Regions from separate parts of the Homo sapiens genome. Here region 1 is linked to region 2. A link is a loop called in an ENCODE intact Hi-C map of the cell type or tissue named here. Cell type or tissue: Caco-2. All regions are shown on one strand.

Region 1 (8,000 bases), 66 kb after region 2:
GGTTTCTCAAAATAATCTGCTCCAAATATGCCAAAGAACTATGTGTTGCGATGACATATTCTGGTTTTCCACAGTAATGTTTTGGGGGTGGTGTGTCCTGCCTCCCAACATATCCATCCTGCCATATTTCTTGTTGTTTGTTTTGCTGCCTACTCTACTTGCATTGTAGGTATTACCTTCAACATATGGCCTCTTTGCATAAATAGTTAAAGCAATTTATAATTTCATAGGGTTCATTTGGTTGAATTGGGAGGGTATAATCTGTAAATCCACTTCACAGGCGCATATTACTGCACTATGTCACACTATGCTGAAGATAAACCAACTGGGGAGGACATCATTACCATTACTTATTATTGGAGAACCCCTATGATTGCCTCTGAGTAGCTCATAGAACATAGAGGACATTTGACCACCTAACACAGGGGACAGAATTAGGACACCTTTTAAACTCTATGAATTAAAATTAGTAAAGTATAATGTCTTATTTATGTTTAAATAAATCTAAAATTTAAATGTAGGAACTAGTATTTTCTTCCTACACCCAAGTCAACTTACCTGGTATAACATACCAGGGTTTACGTACTTCACTTTTCTTTCTCCTACCTTTTTTTCCCCAATTTCAACCAAACTATAAGTAGGCCAACATCATCATCATCACCTAATAACTCCCATTCTGCCCTCCTGCCATCTGTGGTTCCTCTAAACTACTCTGAATGTGCCTCTTCTGGATATGTCGTGTAAGTGGAATCACAGAACATTTATCCTCTTGTGTAAGCATTTCTTAGCTCTGCAGTAGCCGGAAACCTCCTTTGTTTTTCTGGAGTGATACATTTTGTTGCCTCTTTACTACAAGTCCCACTAGCTTCTTTTTCACTCATTCTCAATAAATGTTTGATACTTTTCCATCTCATTATAAAGTTAATACCTTGTAATTTTTTTTTTTTTTTTTTTTTTTTTTTTGAGATGGAGTCTCGCTCTGTCACCCAGGCTGGAGTGCAGTGGCGCGATCTTGGCTCACTGCAAGCTCCACCTCCCGGGTTCACGCCATTCTCCTGCCTCAGCCTCCCAAGTAGCTGGGACTACAGTTGCCTGCCACCATACCCAGTTAATTTTTGTATTTTTAGTAGAGACAGGGTTTCACCATGTTAGCCAGGATGGTCTTGATCTCCTGACATCGTGATCTGCCCGCCTTGGCCTCCCAAAGTGCTGGGATTACAGGCTTGAGCCACCGCGCCTGGCCAATACTTTGTAATTTTATGTAAAATATTACATACTATAAAAATACATATATGGATGAACATACAGAAATTTTCCACAATCTATCTGAAAATATAGGTAATATATTTTCCATTATGAGGTGAGTTGAGAGAAAAAAGTTTCTTATTTATAATATTAATTAATGAGATAGCACATTATACTTAATTTGCATATCTTACTGGAAGCTAAAACATGCCAGTTGAGCAACTGTCTTAATTAATTGTCGTTCAGTGAACCACAGTGCACTGCATTTCGTAAAGAAATAAGATAGACCACTGACTGTTTAATTCTCTTTAGCACAAGAGTTACAAATCATACTAAAAAACATTAAAATAATTACTAAGTTATATACTCACATACACATACACAAACATATATAATTCTAGCTGTTCATTTGAAACAAGAAAGTAAATTGTTTTTATATTTTCTTTTAAATTGGCATATAACAAAATTACTTCTTTTTTAGTAGTTTTATTCAAAAATCTATTTCACCAATTGTTCACTTTAGAAAATGCTAAACAAATTATTTTAATAAAATTACTCCCAATTTGGCTTAGAAAGTTTGATTATAAATTAGAAAATTGAAACAACACTCAGAATTTGAAATACAAAATTAAAAAATTTCTTTTTTCCTAAAGATGTGTTCATAGCACATGATCAGATAATAACAAATAAACTTACGTAGTTTTTTGTGGCCATTTTTTAATTTACCAAGTACTCAGAAAATGTGATGTGGATTCTTTGATTTTTATATTAATAGTAGCTTCAATTATTTGTTCTGAGCCTCTTTGTTTTTTGTTTGTTTTTTGAGATGGAGTCTTGCTCTGTCGCCCAGGCTGGAGTACAGTGGTGCTTTCTCGGCTCACTGCAACCTCTACCTTCCAGGTTCAAGCGATTCTCCTATCTCAGCCTCTGGAGTAGGTAGGACTTCAGGCACACACCACCACACCCCGCTAATTTCTGTATTTTTAGTAGAGACAGGGTTTTGCCATGTTAGCCAGACTGGTCTTGAACTTCTGACCTCCGGTGATCCACCTGCCTCGATCTCCCAAAGTGCTGGAATTACAGGCGTGAGCCACTGCGCCCAGCCTGTTCTGAGCCTCTTTCATTGAAAATTCCCATTATTAAAAAAAACAGAGGAACATAATTTCTTCACGAGCGGTATGTGTATAGTAATGGACTGTAGGGGAGAAAAAAACTTTTCTGTCTACCCTCTGAAGTTGATAATCAAGTCTATAAAATAAACTGACAGTAAACAGATTAACAACAGAAAAGGCAAACACATTTATTACATGCATGGGGCATCATCAAAGGAAAGAAGTGTGTACCCCAAAAGCCACTGAGACCTAAAAGCTGCATACACTCTTTGTAGGGGAGACTGGAGGGGAGATGTAGGCAACTTAAGGGAGAGTGAATAATTTTGGAGAAAAATCAATGGGCTCTCCAAAGAACAGGTGATAGTCCGGGTGGTGTCAAATTTCAGTCTCTTCTTCTGTGATACAGTTAATCTTTTGTGGGTAATGGATTACTAGGGTGCAGACTCATGACAATTGCATTTCTTCTGTCTGTAGTCAGATAAGGGAACATCACAGAAAGCCCCTCCCTGTGCTCAGAAGAAAAGAGGAATGAGAAACAGGAGAGTAGAGAAGGTCCGAGAGACACTGGTTCTGAGGCTGCTTCTGAAGCCTTCCAATCTTTAGTTCAAAGTACTCTGCCTGCCAAGGTGTCATGCTTTCAGATATTATTTTCTGAGTCCCAACAAGGCCATCAGGAAATTCTGTCTTCACAGAATCATCAACTTGTTGGCTTCTGTATACATCACTGTGATAGAACTCTCTGTAGCTTCTAGAGACTGGCATAACTTTGAGTTTGTACATTATAGTGCTATTCACTCAAATAAAAGAGTTAATGTTTATAGTGCTCTCTCTGCCAAAAATTTTGCTTGATCTTTTTTCATGCGTTATCTCATTTAATCCTAATAATCCTTTGAGGATAGGTACTACTATAAGCGACCTTCTTTTTCAGGCAAAGAAGCCAAGCTTCAGAGACATTAAGTGTGTGAAAGGAAAATAAAAACTTGAGATCCCAATTCATTATGCCAAAAGTAAAACATTAAGCTGAAAGCTGAGTCATGCAAGAAAATGCCTTTCCTTTTGTTCCTCAGTAGACAGCTACAGAAAAAAGTTTAAATATCTCCACAGATTCACCTTATCTTATGTAAAGTGCATATATATTGAGTGTAAGACTAATGCATAATTGACTATTCCCCTACCTGTTTCTTTTCCCTTGCAAGATGTGGATTGCCCTACCCTCCCTCTTTCCCCTCCAACCCACTCTTCCCTTTTAAATATTAAAGCCCTCAAAATTATCTTTGAAGAAAGGCACAGACCATAGACTGTTTCTGTGATCCCTTGTTTATTTCTTCTGGGCATTGTTCTTAACTTTGGCAAAATAAACTTCTAAATTGATTGAGACCTGTCTCAGATACTTTTCTGTTTACAAGTTGTCAGAGACATTTGAACCAGAGCAACTCCATCTTGAATAGGGGCTGAATAAAATAAGGCTGAGTCGTGCTGGGCTGCATTCCCAGTAAGTTAGGCATTCTAAGTCACAGGATGACATAGGAGGCTGGCACAAGATACAGGTCATAAAGACCTTGCTGATAAAGCAGGTTGCAGTAAAGAACCTGTGGCCCGAACCCACCAAAAACAAAATGGCCATGAAAGTGACCTCTGGTCAATCTCACTGCTCGTGATATGCTAATCGTAATGCATTAATATACTAAATGGCACTCCCACCAGCGTCATGACAATCTACAAATGCCATGACAATGGCAGGAAGTTACCAAATATAGTCTAAAAAGGGGAGGAACCCTTAGTTCTGGTAATTGACCACCCCTTTGCCAGAAAACTCATGAATAGTTCACCCCTTGTTTAGCATATAATCAAGAAATAACCATAACCATAAAAAATGGGCAAACAGCAGCCCTTGGGGCTGCTCTGTTTATGGAATAGCCACTCTTTATTTTCTCAATGAACTTGCTTTACTTTACTCTATGAATTCACCTCAAATTTTTCGTGGGGTCCAAGAACCCTCTCTTGGGGTCTGGATCAGGACCCCTTTCCAAGGTCACACAAGTATGATTCTCATGAAATCATTTGACTGATGAACAAATGGTTTCCTCCACACATCAGGATGCTGGTGTCAATGGCTATCAAAATGATAATGCCAATGGTATTATCTTTCTCCCATAACTTCTTCACTTCAAAAGATGGTGTACTTTTGTGCAATAAAAATCTGTTTAGATATGTGAATGGTATTTCAAACTCTTCTGTTGTTACCCTAAATCATTCTGCCAGATACCCTAAATCATCTCTCTCAAGTTCAAAGCCCCAAATATCTCTAGGGTAGGGGCAAAATGCTGCCAGTCTTTTTGCTAAAGCATAACAAGAGTCACTTCTATTCAAGTTCCCAAAAAGTTCCTCATCTCCATCTGAGACCATCTCAGCCTGGACATTATTGTCCATGTCACTGTCAGCATTTTGGGAAAAGGCATTCAATAAGTCTCTAGGAAGTTTCAAACTTTCCCACATCTTCCCATCTTCTGAGCCCTCCAAATCTCTTGGAAGCTCCAAAGTTTCCAGCATTTTCCTGTCTTCTTCTGAGCCCTCCAAACTGTTCTAACCTCTGCCTGTTACCCAGTTTCAAAGTTGCTTCCACATTTTTGGGTATCTTTACAGCAGTGCCCCACTCCCAGTACCAATATACTATATTAGTTTGTTCTCATGCTGCTAATAAAGACATACCAAAGACTGGGTAATTTATAAAGGAAAAAGGTTTAATTGATTCAAAGTTCAGCATGGCTGGAGAGGCATCAGGAAACTTACAATCATGGCAGAAGGAGAAGAAAACACATCCTTCTTCACATGGCAGCAGCAAGGAGAAGGGCAGAGTGAAAGCTGGAGAAAAGCTCCTTATAAAATTATCAGATCTCATGAGAACTCACTATCATGAGAACAGCATGGAGGTAACCACCCCCATGATTCAATTACCTCCCATCAGGTTCATCCCATGATGTGGGGATTATGAGAACTGCTGTTCAATGTGAGATTTGGGTGGGGACACAAGCAAACATATTAGAGGACTTCTCAGATAAGTTTGCAGGAAATAAATGCTTCATCTGAGCTCATTTATCATGTATTCACCTTTAGCTCCTGACACATTCCCAGTAAATGGTGATATTGGCAAACTAATTTAATTTCATATTCTTTATTTAGGCATAAAGCATATTTACATGTTTCCTAAATTACTATAAAATTTTATATTGGTTATTAATTTCAGTTAATTTTTTAATCCAGCTTTAAAACATATATAATTGTAGCAAATATCAAATAATGGAAAGCTAATTTATTGGTCAGCTAGTTTTGGAATTAAAGAAAAATTAAACACTTAAAACATGTTTTTAAAATGGCTGTTTTAGGGTAGAGAAACTGAATCCCAGAACCTAAGCGGAGCAGTTGAAATAAAGAGTTTTTCTTCTTCCACACCAATACCTGAGAAGGTTATACTTTTTCCCAGGCCACTCCCGACACTTCTCCTTGGTTCTAGATGCTATGTTGTGCCATGGTAAGACGGTACCTAGACTGTAGCAGGAAGATGCTGTCTACAGTGAACTTGGTTGGACAGAGGATCCAGACCTTCCAGTAACAGCCAAGAGAGAAGAAGCCCACTACAGCCCATGTGGGAGAAAATACAGAAAGCAACTCTGTAAATCAATTGGAACAGGCTGATTCTAGAGGGAAGTCAACTTACAATTGCAGTATTTCCTGCTAGCCCCACTTCTCCCCCTCGCCCCGCCCCTGCCTCCGCCCCACCCCGCCCTCTCGCCTTTGACTTGAGGGCAGGCCCAAATTGAGAAACTTAGCTACAGGCCTAAACATCAAAGCATCCTAGGGAAATCCATCCTCCTGCCTGGATAACTGGGAAAAAGAGACTTTGTGAGCTGATAAGTATGGAGGAAATCCCTTCTGTTTCTCTATCTCTTGCTATCTCTTCCTCTCCCTCTCTCTCTTTTCTCTACCACTTTCTTCCCAAGGTCGTCGATCTGCACAGTTGCAGAGGAGGTAGCTTCGTATCTAAAATTCAAGAGAAAATAATTTCTCTGTGTAGAGAAATAAGAAAAAGAGTCCCAATGGGGCAAAAACGATTGAAATAATTATTGTTATTTCTCTCTCTCTTTTTAAATACTTCACCAAAGATGGGTTCAGCAGGTAAAACTGTGCAGTAATATGGAAGGTTAAAATGCTAAAAGAACATCTCACTTGCCAGTGAAACTGGAAAAAAGGACTCTGTGAGCCTACAAGTGTGAAGGATATCCTGGAGAAGAGACATATAGAGAAGAGGATCTTCTAATTCTGGGTATGAACCTATACAAGCCTCACGGTCATCCTCAAACTCTATGTATGCATGTAATGCCTCTGAGAAACATAACAAAGGCTTTGTGAATTGAACTATAATCTACACTAACACCTAAGTCACAAACACCTGCAAGGAGTATAACGGGGCAGAAGCAAACAGCAAAGAAAAGGTTTTGAAATCTGACACTATAATGTAAATGAGGTGAAACACAGCATATAGTGTAAACCTAAATAGATATATTGCCAGCTAAAACAACAAGACTAACAAAACCAAGAGCTAAATAGTATGGGTAACAAATAGAACTTTCATACATTGCTGATAGAGATACACTTTTGAAAATAGTTTAAAAATTTAATATAAATTTAAACATACTCTTAACATATGACCCAGAAATTCTATTTCTAAATATTTACCCACATAAAATGTAAGCCTTTTATTTGCTTCCAAAACTATTTTAGGGAATATCATTAGGAAATGATCTAATCCTAACCAATTCTAGTTTTCTTTAGTTCATTTGTTTGGTCATTTATAAAAATGAAATGTATAAAATAAATACAGGATGGATTTTGTATCCTGTTCAAGAGCTTTATTCAAAATCACCAAAATCTGTAAATAAGCCAGTGTTCCTTAACTAGGTGTGTTAGTTTTCTTTGTATTGCTATAAAGGTATACCTGGGTCTGGGTATTTTATAAAGAAGAGAAGTTTACTTGGCTCGTAGTTCTGCAGGCTGTGCAAGAAGCATGGTGCCAGTAACTGCTTCTGGTTAGCACCTCAGGAAGCTTTCAATTTTGGTAGAAGGGGAAGGGGAACTGGCCATATGGCAACAGGACCAAGAGAGAGGAGGGGGTGGTGCTACACTGTTAAACAACCAGATCTCATGTGAAGGAGTAGAACAAGAACTCACAGGGAAGGCACCAACCCATTCACAAGGGATCCACCAACATGACCCAAACATGTCCCACTAGGCCCCACCTCCTACACTGGGAATCACATTTCAATACGAGATTTGGAGGGGACAAATGTCCAAAACGTATCACTAGGGGATGGAGAAATAAGTGGTGATATATCCAAAAATGGAATATTACTCAGCAAATAAAGGGAACAAACTATTTATGTATAAATGAATGAATCTCAAATGTTTTATGCTATTTGACAGTATCTAGACTCAAAATTTTACATACTATATGAGTCAACATATATGACATTTTGAAAAAAAAATCACTGTAGGGATGGAAAATAGTGTTTACTAAGCATTAAAAGGAAGCAGAAGGCCAGGTGTGGTGGCTCACACCTGTAATCCCTTGACCTTTGGGAGGTCATG
Region 2 (8,000 bases):
TAATTAGATTAAGAGATATAAGCCTAAAATAAAGATTTCAAGCCATTAACATTTATGTGCTCATTGAAACCATCATTTTTATTTCATATTTTATTTTATATTTCATATTTTTACGTCGTAACTGAGAGACTGCAACGGCCATTGAAGCCATTCTCAGATATTCTGGTTTCCCCTTTTTTGCATATTATACTATTATACTTACTCACTTCATTTGAAGTTAGGTTTGACCACATTACTTACTTGAGCCAACAAAAAAGGGAGAGATTTACGCTTCTTTGGAACAGAAACTTTGAAGTGTTGATGCATAATTTTCCATGTTCTGTTCCCTTTGCCACTGTGACTAGGTGTATTCCAGGTATTGGAGGCTCTGTAAGCCTATGGATCTGAATAACAACAATGGGAAGGAGACCTTTGGTCGAATTGATATGATCATATAGTGTGAACAAAAAAGAAAGGTTGTATTAAGCCACTGAGACTGTCGGGGTATTTAGTTGTGACTTGGCTTATCCTGAATTGACAGAGTGACAAGGAAGATCCAGGGACAGAATCTCAGAAAACAGTAGCTTGTAAGCAAGAGGTATTGAGAAAAGACAGAATAAATAGTCAGAAGAGGTAGGAGGAAGGAGAACATGAAAAAGTAAAAAAAAAAAAAAAAAAAGTAACTGAAGCCTAGGGAAAACAAAATTTCCCAGTAAGAAGGAAGAGTGGATGATGTGGGCACTGATTGCTACCCTTGGCAAGAGTCATTTAGATAGAGTGTGATGTGGGCAAATCACCAATTGTAATGTGCTGAGAAATGAAGGAAGGTAAGGAAGAGACCTAAATTGTACATTGTACTTTTAAGTAGCTTGGCTCTCTTTGAAAGGAAGAAAAAAAGTATTATGCTTTTGGAAATGGAAAAAAGACTGGAAAAATAATTTGATTGTGGTGTTTATGGATGAGCAGCACTAGACCATATTTGTAAGCTAAGAGCAAAGAGTAGAGAGGGAGAGGCTGAAGGGACAGACGAGAAAGGGTAACACATGAGCACATACATGTAAGAACGGAGTGAAACCTGGTTCACTTTCAGTGAAAAAACTGGCTCGGGAAAATAATAAAGGAGGGAGTTTGTATGCCCACTCTCATAAAAGACAGCGTTCAAGGAGACTTAGCTGTAATAAATCCATTCATTATATTCTTCTTTATTGAGTTCACTTTGTGAACCAGACGCTGTAGTAGAACGGAATATGCAAGAATGCCACTGAGTTTTTTTAAGGATACAAATAAAGCTGCTATTCCCTACCTTGGCATTTTGAAAACTGTGGATCTTCCACATTCATCCTCTTATCATGTAGAAAGAAAGTAGCTTCATTTTGAGATTAGCTGCATTTATGGCTCATTTTTTCCTCACAGGACTTGATGTTCATGGTGGAAGGGGTGGGAGTGCAGTGGTGTTTGTTTAAGATTTACTAAGCAGGCAGATTATTTTTTAATTTCTTGCTGTTATAAAACACCAGTGCCTCCCTGATCCTTAGGGAATGTATGGATACAACATTAAGTTTATCTTTTGAAAATTATCATATTATGAATCTGATTAGATTCAGTTCTTGTTCTCAATATATTGTTCTGTTCCCTGTTGGAGCTATTTACTATGTATATTTGTTCTTGGAAGCAGTGTACTGCATAAATATTAAGGGTATTTGAAAAAAAATTCCACATGTTTATTTGCATTGAGTTTTTAAGTGATTACTGTGCTAATCCAATGTTTATAATTATTTTAGATGAGAATTAATGAGTTTTGGGCAAAGGCTTGTAAGTTTTAAAGTTCATTTCAAATGTTCTTTTATGTTGGTATATAGAACACCCCCAAGAAATATGCTAATGCTTTCCTAACACTATTATTTTGATATATGATCAGAAATTGTATAATTCTTTGTCATTTAGATTTGTCTTTTAAATTTTTTCAATATATTAAAAGAATTTATGTTTCAGGAACTCTTTGGAGTTGACTTTGTAAGGATTATAAAAGAAACTAAAGTGATCCAAAGTTGTTTTTCTTATTTTGTCATCAGGAAACTGCTTTAATTGACTCTCCTGTAACTTATCCTTCCAAAAAATAAAATAATTCTAGTTTCTAATGTACGACTATGACATTACTCACCCAGAAGTGTCCTGATTATTTGATTCTATGAGCATGAAAGTTATTCAGTAAAAATTATAAAACAGTACGATGGCAAAGCTAACCTAGAAATTTGAAATTTTAAAATAAAATAGAAAATGTTACATAATAGCTCAGTATGAGAAAAGTTATGTGATATTTCAACGTTTCTAGCTAACTATTCCTATCTACTTTATTGCCATGTTTAACATTTTTATCAGCATACTTTTGTAGTCCATAATAACTATGTTGTTAGGAGATACCATGGAAGGAATTCTAGTTTTAGGTACAAAGCTTAATGAGTTCTAAGGTACTGTCCAATACCAAGATTTGATGATTCCATGAATTCTAATTCTCAGCCCTTAATTGTCTGATCTTCTGGCAGATTACTCCACATTATTTTAGATGTGAGGAGACTCCCTTAACCATTTCCCTGAACTTTGCCCTTCTCAACTGAATTACTAAGTGTTAATCCCATTTTAATTACTGAGTTTATAATTTATGTTGGGAAATAAACTTAGTTACTTATACAAAGTAGACTAAACAAGTTCTTTTGAAAACGATCTCAGAGGGTAAATTGTAGGATTGATATGCTGCCATTCTCCTTTAAAATTTAATGAACAATATTTGAAAAAATACTAGGGGAGTTCTACTAAAATGACCAAATAAACTCCTACCAGACACATCTCCCAGCAGATACAAAATATAAACTCTGGACAAAGTACAATAAAACACTACTTGCAGGTTCTAGAGCATCAACAGCAGCAGAGCAGGGAGATTCTAGAGGGGGAATCTAAGACTTCACAAGGTATTCCCATGGGGGTACCTTTTTCATTGTTTTCAGCTTTAATTCTTAGAGATTTCATGGCAAACCACAGCCACGGGATTATGAGGAAATCCATGAACTAAAATAACAGATGGCAAAACCCACTCATTGTGTATATTCTCTACCTAAGTCTCTACCAGACCTAAACCACACATACATGGAGCATATTGTGAATAGTCAGCTAAGGAAAAGCGGGTGGGGGGATTATGCTTGAGCTCTTTGGTCAGCTAGCAGCCACCACCTGTACTATTCTTCCTACTATAAAAGTTGTGTGATTACTTAGTATGCCATCAATAACCTCAGCCTGAAGTTTGCCTCCAATCACACATTCATCAAAGAGCCTAGATAACTTGAAACTTAGACAATGATAATGTATCTTTGAAGGAATTCACCAAATATTTGTCTTCAATCCTATGAAGAAAGGGTACACAGAGAGACTAATGGAGCTGCAAACTTAAAAAAAAAAAGTGGCTCACGTTTCCTTTAGACCATCAAGAGACTAAAGTCTGACAATGGTGAAAATGAGCTGTGTGAAATGAAGAGTGCCTTATTCTTGAAATAATACACTAATCAATCATCCTGGGTGCATAAATCAATTGAACTGTCAAAATGTATATTGTATAATTCATTCGAAGCCCATTACCTGAAAGAACAAGTAAAATGCATTTACAAACTTGAAGATCATGTAACCATCTTGTGCAAGATGGTAGTAAGCTCTGCCTAAGTATATGATGGATGGATAGATAGATAGATAGATAGATAGATAGATAGATAGATACAGATTTTTTAAACAAGAAAATCTTGAGGAACAAAAAGAAAGAAAACTAACCATGCAGCTGGCTACTCCTCTCTGCCCAAAGAAGAAAAAGTAATAAGATCCATGTGCTGTAATGAGGTAAAGAATCAGACATAAAATATTCATGTATAATTGGATTTTTGTCTTTAAATCAGCATACAATTTTAGTGCCTGATAAGCAACAGCAGAACTTTAACATTGATTGATAGTCAAGAGAATTGTCAAGTTACTAAAAGTGCTCCATACACTGGCACAATGAACAACATAGCTCAGGCACAACAGTTAACAACTACCAAGTCAAACAGACCTATCATTGGGAGGAGGTTGGAGGAGGGCAAAATGATAGCGCCCTTGTTCTCAAGGAAGGTAGATTTTACAAGAGAAAAACAAATACATTCTCAAATAAATAATAAATGGTAAAAGAAAGGTAAATGCAAGGTAGTTTGAATGGTACAATGTTGGGAGTGATTAATTTGGGTCAAAAATGTTGCTGAAGAATCAAGAGTGGATTTGGCATTTAAACTTATGGATCTTAGAGGTGTTTGTATACCACTAAAGTAGAAGATCTGTCGTTTTTGAGAAATGCCAAAAGTTGTTTAATTATATCTATGTTCTCTTATAGAATGAGTTATTCATAAGCTCATTTGTTCTTATTAATCTGATTATAATTCTACCACTCATCTGTTTCATAGTCACTTAATTTGATCAAGAAATGCTTGGAGTAATAAACTCACATTTAGTTTATGCATTAATTTGTGAAGCATTTCTTGAGTGCTTACTATATGTCAGTCCCTGCACTTTTCTGATACCAGCAACACCAATAAGTAATCTAGTCATTGCTTTAACAGCTGCAGGCACGAGAAACGACAATTCTAGCTGACAAAATACCTTTTCATTACGTTTGAATGAAACATGCCTCCCAGTATCTTCATTCATTCATCTAACAAATATTTCAGTAACTATTATGTGACAGGCATTATATAGGACAAAAAGGATGAAAATTCATTTAATTCCTGTTTCTGTTCCCAGGGAGCTAACACTGATTTATTCTGATTCTATTATGAATTACATAAACGGGGGTTCCCAATTTTGGCTGTCTAATTATACTTACCTGGAGATATTTTTAAAATGCAGATTTTCAGGAGACACCCCTAATTCTTTTTATTCAATAGTTCTGGGATAGGTTCCTGAAATCTCTATTTTGTCAATTTTATAAGTGATTCCAGTTTCTTCCGATGAAAAAATCTCTTTTTCACATTATAGCCATTTAGACATGTGAAACAGATATTCTTCCCCACCTCCCCACCTTCCTTTTCCTCTTCTGTGCATCATGTGTCAGAGTTTTAAGTCTTGCAATTATTATGATCAAAATCATTCAACCAACAACTTGACAATCTTGTTGTTATTTTATTAAAATACACTTGGCCATGTCAAATCTGCAAGATAGAACTATTGTCTGTTGTTGTTGCTGTGGTTTTTCTGTCAGCATTTAGATATTCAAACCTAACAGAATATTAATAGTACCACAAAAGGGAATTAATTTGGCCTCTATTTGCCTGGTATTGTGGTCACTAAAAAAGACTGTAGCTTGCAATATACCAAAAGATATTTTAGAAGTATGCTAACTAATATATGCAGGAATATATAACTCTTTTCAGAGACTTTTAAAACACCTGCTTACAAATATTAATTATGCTAACCCCAAATTAACATTTTTTTCATTAATGTTTACCCCCCCTTTAACAAAACTATGGTTTTATTTTATTTTTAGATTTTAACTGGAGTGGGAGGGGAAGGGATCTTAAATGGAAAATAGTCTTAGTACAAAATGATTTTAACCATGTGGTACACTTTTGTTTTTTAAGTAAAAAGCTGAGTTAAAATAATGAAAACAGCTAGTGTCAACAGAACCTTGTGAGTTAAACAATATTTGCCTTAAATCAGCAAAAATGGACTGTGGACATGAAGGACCAGCAGTGTTTAACTTTCCACTTTATATAACTGTAATTTCTCCTTTTTGATTTTCAGAGACTGTGCATCACAGCAATTTAGGAGTGTCGCTGCTGCATCATGAATGCTGAGACATCCTTGTGGACACCAGCTGAAATGAATCATGGTTCCACAGCGAATCCAGCCATGCTACCCTGACACAGGCCTGATTTAAATCACCACTTTCACCTAGAGGGTCCACTGCTGCCCAATAGCATCCATAAAAGAATCTGTCAGAAATTAAACTCTGTGTGTGTTTTGGGGGTGAGGGACAGAGAGTGATACCAAGATAAGCTAAATAAAGAGCTTCTCTGAGATGATTCAGGTAAAACCGTATTTTAAGGCTGAACATTGCAGAGCCAAAAAGCTTCACCATTGAGAAGCTACCCACGTGGCACCAAAATGTTCAATAAGGATACAAATTAGACATGAAAGTCTGACAACTCCTGAAGACATGGTAGGGAAAAGCATTTCATCTAAACAGAGATAGAAATTTCTCTCTTAATACATTATTTTACATTCATAAAAATACACATTTGTTATCACTGATAACTATTTCAAACTTTTGGGTAAATCATACACATATTTTAAAAAGTACTTTTATGGACTACAAGTTGTGAGGTTTTATTGTAGATTTTTCAAAAATATTTTCATTAAAGAAAAAATTAAGACTTCAAAAAGTACCTTTTTACCTGTACTTATAATAATATATGCTTTGCTAAAATATACAATATTTTTGTTAAAGAAAGTGTATTCCTGTGAAATTATTAATAAAAAATTATTAAAATAGTAAACATACTGAAATAGTATCCGTTGTTAAGTACAGTGCCTTGATTTAGAGGAATAAAGGCCAATGTTACTTTCTCATTTATTTTAATGCAATAAAAAACCTTTCCTTAGTAGAAATAAATTTACTTTAATAATTTAGTTACATTATAATCATTTTATGCTCACCATTCTTCTGTCATTGTCATTTTAAGATTGGTGTCCTTAAGGGATAGCTGCTTTCTGTCTTGATCTTTCTCATCTATCCTTTCTTTCCTGACACAGACTTAATTTTCATTAAAAAGAAAAATCCCTGTTCCACTAGACTATTACTAACATTCTCCTCAAAGCATGCAGGAGTCTGGGGCATAATGCTGCCTAATCCCCAGTATTTCCTAAGGGCTGGAAAAGAAACCAGTTAACCATCCAGACACCCACCATTGGTAGTGAATGAATGAATAATAATTACAATATCTTGTGGTATGCCTAAAAGTCAAGAACAAATTCCTCAGGATCAGCACATTATTCTTGAAATATTCGGCTTTTCCCACCTATAGCTGCTATGCATTGGGCTAGCTAGTCATATGTAAACAAACAGTTTGCACCTCAGATTTAAAACACGTTGCTCTCACTACAGGAGTCAGAATTTTCAGCTGTCACTTAACCTGAACGAGCTATTGTTTCCACCATATGCAGTGTGCCTGAATGAACAAATAGTGGCTACCTTCATTTAGCTCTATGGATCAAGTTCTATCAGCCTCATCCTCACCATCCTCATTATTATTAAGTAAAACGTGGTTAATGTCTTAGAGTAGATAGTGCTTTATAGACACACTTTCATTTCACCACCATCACAATCATGAGCAGGAAGAATTGAGGTTCCACTGGTTTAATAAACACAAATTCAAGTTCTGACCAACAAGTTTATTTTATTGACTTAACACAAAGCTAATCCCCGGCAAAATCATGAATTAGCAAATTTTTTACTTTGCTAACTTGCTTTCATGAAGTTTTGTTTTCATTATTCCTCCTTGTCTTTGCCCCATTTCTTCCTCTGACCTCTCTTTGATTTGTTTCCTCTTCCTCGATACCAAACCTCACTTCTTTCACTTCTGTTTAATACATTTATGCAGCCAACAAACATATGAAAAAAAGCTCACCATCACTGGTCATTAGAGAAATGCAAATCAAAACCAAAATGAGGTACCATCTCATGCCAGTTAGAATGGCGATCATTAAAAAGTCAGGAAACAACAGATGCTGGAGAGGATGTGGAGAAATAAGAATGCTTTTACACTGTTGGTGGGAGTGTAAATTAGTTCAATTATTGTGGAAGACAGTATAGCAATCCCTCAAGGATCTAAAACTAGAAATACCATTTGAGCCAGCAATCCTATTACTGGGTGTGTTCCCAAAGGATTATAAATCACTCTACTATAAGGACACATGCACATGTATGTTTATTGCAGCACTGTTCACAATAGCAA

Evidence for each region. Hi-C counts contacts between places; a loop is a spot of excess contacts. Peaks named below come from ENCODE experiments on the same cell type or tissue, not always from the same donor. Only the 100,000 strongest peaks of a DNase experiment are listed, where the experiment ranks them.
Region 1: it touches region 2 in a loop (2.1-fold over the local background); 2 of 110 quality-filtered maps call a loop at or near these places.

The regions. Positions count from the first base shown.
Region 1 is chr7:109,947,651-109,955,650 of GRCh38, forward strand. No RefSeq gene overlaps it. Among named protein-coding and RNA genes, the nearest start is that of LINC02903, 1.1 Mb to the left of the region's middle. In Caco-2, no CTCF peak of the experiment used is centred here; no DNase peak of the experiment used is centred here.
Region 2 is chr7:109,881,534-109,889,533 of GRCh38, forward strand. No RefSeq gene overlaps it. Among named protein-coding and RNA genes, the nearest start is that of LINC02903, 1.0 Mb to the left of the region's middle. In Caco-2, no CTCF peak of the experiment used is centred here; a DNase peak (open chromatin) is centred at 3,198.